Linked DNA regions of Homo sapiens: region 1 is linked to region 2. A link is a contact called in ENCODE Hi-C data. All regions are on one chromosome and are shown on one strand. Each heading gives the region's core, a stretch centred on a gene start or an enhancer-like site at or near the end of the contact. The rest is flanking DNA. Distances are from core to core; before and after follow the strand shown. Region 1 holds the start of LINC02535 (long intergenic non-protein coding RNA 2535). Region 2 holds the start of TBX18 (T-box transcription factor 18).

Region 1 (2,919 bases), core at 184-2,683, 640 kb after region 2:
ATGCCTTTGACAAGGAAAGAGAAGGCCAGCAGACCAGATGCCTGTCACTGAAGCAAGTCCCCTTCCTGCTTCACTAGACCCCCATGGCCAGCCTTGTAACAAGGCACAGAGACGTGGCTTTAGCTGTGAATCGTCACATTCAAGGAATGTACATCTCCAACTCCAAAAAGAGCCTGCCTCCCTGACTTCACTGAACAGCAAGTCTCTGCTTTCCTCAAAGTCTCAGCCTGGGCAGGAACAAGCTATTCTCACACCTCCAGTTGCAGCCCCTAAAACATCATCTCTATCTCTTGGCACAAAGAGAAATGGTAAAAATATCCACTTCACACCATAAGACTGTTTGCCAGAAAGAATAGAGTTTTACCCACCCTTCATTAAGTATGTTTTCAAATGTTACTCTTTCCCTCTCTGCTGGGTATGAGTGAATCACATCCTCAGGAAATACCACTGGGTATGTAAATTAGCACTCTGGAATGTCTTAAGACATGAAGTTAGTTCAGCTGACTCCCTGGTTGTATGTGGCTTTGAAATGAACACTTAAAGCCTTTAAACAGGTATGACCTTGTTTATGAATTATGTTATGAATTAGTATTCAAGGTGGGTAATGTTGGTGCTCAGGTGTTTGTCCAGGTAAAAGGCAAATCAGCTTAATGTAAAGCCCTTACTCCACGGTTTTGACACACGTGCTATTGCCTAAATGAATGAATCTTGCGGACCACTTCTAAGGCTGGTGAATGAAGTCAAAGAAGTCAAAGCAGGGGGGGACCCAGCTTTAGGAAATAGCATGGCTTATGTTACCCTTAAACCACTTTTGTTTTAAAAGAAAGATAATAGGGACCTAACAAAGAGAGGCTGTGTGTCCTTAGAGCACCTTTTATCAATGTACCAGGAAAAAGAGGTTAAGAACTCTGAATCTGGAGGTTGTCAGGCCTCTGAGCCCAAGCTAAGCCATCATATCCCCTGTGACCTGACGTATACATCCAGATGGCCTGAAGCAACTGAAGATCTACAAAAGAAGTGAAAATAGCCTTAACTGATGACATTCCACCACTGTGATTTGTTTCTGCCCCACCCTAACTGACCAATGTACTTTGTAATCTCCCCCACCCTTAAGAAAGTTCTTTGTAATTCTCCCCATGCTTGAGAATGTACTTTGTGAGATCCACCCCCTGCCCACAAAACATTGCTCCTAACTCCACCGCCTATCCCCAAACATGTAAGAACTGATGATAATCCCACACTTGGCTGACTCTCTTTTCGGACTCAGCCCGCCTGCACCCAAGTGAAATAAACAGTCTTGTTGCTCACACAAAGCCTGTTTGGTGGTATCTTCACACGGACGCGCATGACAGAGGTAACTTTAAGAGAAGGAACAATATAATCCTTGTATGTTCAAGCTATTTGCTCCTGTGTTCCAGCCTTGATGGAAGAATCGGGCATCACTGTGGGGGCGGTGAGTCAAGCTGGCTGGCAGTGCTTCAGGAAATCGGGTGTGAGGCCTGTCTATGCTATGCAAATAAATAATACTCCCAGACGGAGGCAGGATTTTCATTCAATCTTCCGGAATTTGTATGAATCTTAGACCTAAAAATGATGGGCAATGAAGCTGAGTCACAGTATAATCTGAGTGGATCCTATAAACTCAGTTACTTCACTCTGTCTTTTGCTTGTATCAGCCCAGAGAGATCTTACTGCAAACCTAGCTGAAGGGCTCTCAGAAACCAGAACACAGGAGCTCATTTGTGCTTCCGAGTTGATGGAAGGGAATCACAGGTGTCAGTCTTGATTGGGCACAGAGAAAACTCACACCAAGTTACAAGAGGAAATTTCATTTGTTTCTCTAAGATAAAACAATACATCCCTCCAGATGCTAATTTATAAAATGTCATTGCACTCAATGTTTTTTCAGTCCAATTCAAGCTTGTGGCTATGAATTCAAAATAAACAGAGCTGATCTGGGGAGCCACAAAGCTTTGCAGAGAAAAACAAACATCAGTTATTGTTAAGGGAAAAACCACACACATCTTTGCCTCAAATCAGAAGAAAGGTGAGGCTAAAAGCCAAGTGGTTTAACGTTTGAAAACTTCCTTTTTCTAAGGGCGTGTTTGTTTTAATAAGTTAATACTTGATATGCCTGTGCAAAGTCCAGGATGGACAACTGCCCCAACTCTAACCAGACAATGTCTCCTCTGTGGGCCAACCCTGATTCTGACTTGGGGAAATCTGGGGGCTGGGGAAGCCCTGCTCTGTGCAGACAACCTCCAAAATCCCTCCTGCTTTCTGGCCTTTCTCCACCTGAACTGCCCACTCCAACACAACTTTATCCACTTGTTCTCTTCAGCAAGAAACTCCTTCACAGAGAAACCACCAGCCCATTCAGCCCCTTTGTGGGGAATATGAAAATGCACCTCACAGCACCACTGACCCAGGGTGCCTCTGAGAGGCAGGGAGCACCCTGTAGCGAGCCAGGTAGGGCTCCTCTCCCCTCAGAGGGTTACAGCCTACACACACATGAGCCATGCCCCATCCTCATTCTCCCCCTACTCTAGATCGAAACCCAGCTTAGGAACCACCTTCAGCATGTCCCATGTCATCTGGAGCTTCATCACTTCCAAAGAGCCCCGGTGACAACTTCCTAATCTCATCCTGGCTAGAATGCTGATAAAAATGTACTAAGGGGAAAACCCAAGCCTGGGCCCTTCTTGCTCAGACCTTTTTTTCTATGTTGTTCCTTTTTAATTCTAAAACAATGCCTGTTTATTGTGCAAAGCCTAGCCTACCTCTTTTTAATTTGGGATCAAAATTAAATAGAAACTTTGGGCTTTTTTGTGTAATAGATCATACTTATTTTCCCATGACATTAAAAACTTTTTTGAAACATAATGACAGCATAATATTCCCTTGCATAGAAATACCTTA
Region 2 (2,700 bases), core at 15-2,514:
AGCAGAGAAAAGTGTGAAAAGCAAGCCCGCGGTCGCCGTCGGCCTTGGCAGAGAAATCAAGAGGAGAAGGGAAGGGAACCGCTCAACTACCCTTCGGGAAACCAAGTTTCCAAATATGCCGCCCTCTTCCTGGTTTGCACAAACGGTTTAGGGCATTCGTTCCGGTTTCAGGGTGGGGTATGCCGTCGCTCCCCTCCTCCCCGCCCTGTGCTTTTAAAAGTTAGGAAACAAAAAAGAGCACCCATTGGCTGGAACCCCAAGGGAGGCAGATGCAGGAAGCACAGAGCTGCACCGCTAGGCGCAGCAAACAGCCGCGGCCGAAGGCGCGGGTCGCCGAGTGGGCGGCGGCCGCCCGCGAGGCGAGCCTGGAAGCAGTATCTGAACCGTCTGGAGGGTGACCAGGTTGCGCGGCGAGCTTTGCGACTGACACGGCCAATGCGCTAGTGGCTGAGTGGCCTTGGCCATGTAGGGACGCGGCGCGCACGCACACCCACAGACTCGCAGAAGTTCAGGTTCGCGCCGGAGAGAAGTTATAGGCAGGAAGGGGCCCACTCACCCGCGGCTCCGCGCTCCAGGTCTGCGCCACTCCGAGCCGGCCCAGACGTCGCCCCAGCCGGCGGCGGGAGCGCAGCGCCTTCGTCTCCCTCAGAAGAACCCTTTTCGCCCGCGCCGCCGCCGCGGCTGCAGCCTCCGTCGTCCACGGCCCCCGCCGCCTCTTCGGCGCCCAGTTTTCGCCGCTTCTTCTGAAGCTGTTGCTGCTTCTCGGCGCCGATCAGCGCCTCCACCGAGAAAGCGTGCGCCTTGAGGCTTAGCATGCTGCACGGCGAGCCCCTTCGCTTCTCGGCCATCCCCCCCGCCCCGCGCCCGCCCGCCCCTCTCTCATATACACTCACGCGGGCACACGCGCGCTCTCGCTCTTCCCCCACCAAAAACTAAAAGGCTCTCGGGGCCTCCCGAGATCTGCCCCCTTCCCCACCGCGGGCAAAAAACAGATTTGGCGTTTCCGCTTTCTCGCTTGTGTTGGGATCCAGGAACCGGCGACGCGCCGGCCAAGTCTCCTTTCCTGGGTCTCTCTCGCGCGCTCTCTCACTGATGCACTCCTTTGCTCCCACCCCTTCCACCTCCTCCTGCTGCTCCGAGGTCTGCCTCAACTGATGCGCCAGAGAGGACTAACATGGGTAAAAAACACTCTGTGGACACAAATTAGGGATTGTAATTGAAATTTGTTGCCTTGATCTGTCAGCACTTCCAGGCAGGAGAGCGGTGGGAAGAACTTGCTCATTAGTGTCAATAAAGCGGCGGGGGCGGAGCCCGGGTCCCTGTCCATCACCCAGACGGCCGGCCAATCAGGAGGCGCCGACTCCGCGCAGCCCGCGCCCACTTCCTTACAAGGTAGCGAAAAACCAGGAGTGAAAAGCGCCGCTGTCTGGCTTGGATGTGCCAGCCACACGGACGCTGAACTCTGTCTCTCTGACGTCCGTAGCTGAGTCCAGCCCCGTAGTCTCCAGCTTTCCTCACCAGGACCTGGAAAGGCGGAAGTTCCCGGCTTTAAACTAGACGTTCAACAAGTTAGAAAATCAGGAATCTTTCAAGGTTCCGTAAATTGCCGTCCCACTTCCGTATCGCTTAATGTTGCTACAACTCAGAATATTGGGAAGCTGGGAAGAATTCGCAGGCCCCTCCTTTCTCATTTAAATGTTCCTGCACTCAGTCTGCGCCAGATATGGCTTAGGCTTATTTAAACTTTACTCCGTGATTTTTTTCTTAGGGGATACCAGGTTAAGAAATATGTAAATCCTTTAGGAGTGCAAAATGTTACGTTAACGCTCAGTCCGTCATATAAATGTCAGAAAAAGCACGCCCTTTCCGCAGCCCACCTTTTCTTTCAAAGAGTGGTAGTTATTTTAAAACGTAGGTCATGGGATTTTCATTCTGTACGTCTTTAACGATATGGACAACTTTAAAACCCCTTAAAACTTCGCAAAATGAAATAAGTATGAAGACGCAATAAAATTCCCCATTTGAAAAACTTCTCTGTGATTTAAGTAAGTTTATATTTGTCCTACTGTTGACAATTTACAATCGTTACTTCAGGCTTTTAAGGAGTCCATTGATGTATTTAAAACAAATTTAATAAAATCAGTGCTTTTTAATTAAATGACACCAAACATATATATTTGTACAATTTGTTTTGTAGTTTCAACTCGACTTTTTGTTAGGATTAACAAATATATATATATATGTTTGGTATAAATAGAGCAAATCTCTTGTGGAATAAAATTAATCGTGCATATTACTCCATCTTTTGTATAAAATACACGGCAGGCCGGGCGCGGTGGCTCACGCCTGTATTCCCAGCACTTTGAGAGGCCTACGCGGGCGGATCACGAGGTCAAGAGATCGAGACCATCCTGGCCAACATGGTGAAACCCCCGTCTCTACTAAATAAATAAATAAATACAAATAGTAGCTGGGCGTGGTGGTGCACGCCTGTAGTCCCAGCTACTCGGGAGGCTGAGGCAGGAGAATCGCTTGAACTCGGGAGGCGGAGGTTGCAGTGAGCCCAGATCGCGCTACTGTACTCCAGCCTGGCGACGCAGCAAGACTCCGTCTCTGTCTCTCTCTCTGTCTCCATATGTGTGTGTGTGTATATATATATATATATATATGACAAAGGAATTTTTTCCTCTCCCTCGTCCC

What was found. A loop is a pair of places that touch in the nucleus more often than their neighbours do. Pooled maps may share reads with other maps.
Region 1: a loop to region 2 is called in a map of endothelial cell of umbilical vein, with 3 times the contacts of the local background. The contact joins the promoter of LINC02535 here to the promoter of TBX18 in region 2. A Hi-C loop is called at or near these places in 1 of 168 maps with a recorded cell type or tissue (endothelial cell of umbilical vein) and 1 of 50 pooled maps.

The regions. Positions count from the first base shown.
Region 1 is chr6:85,403,369-85,406,287 of GRCh38, forward strand. LINC02535 (long intergenic non-protein coding RNA 2535) reads right to left here and starts at 1,434. Exons shown (of 4, transcript NR_134633.1): 1 at 1,309-1,434; 2 at 887-1,006. RefSeq lists an enhancer at 1-553.
Region 2 is chr6:84,763,334-84,766,033 of GRCh38, forward strand. TBX18 (T-box transcription factor 18) reads right to left here and starts at 1,265. Exons shown (of 8, transcript NM_001080508.3): 1 at 557-1,265. The coding sequence starts at 848. The region is part of intron 1 of LOC124901353 (a long non-coding RNA gene); the gene reads left to right. RefSeq lists enhancers at 1-582, 583-1,166, 1,178-1,472.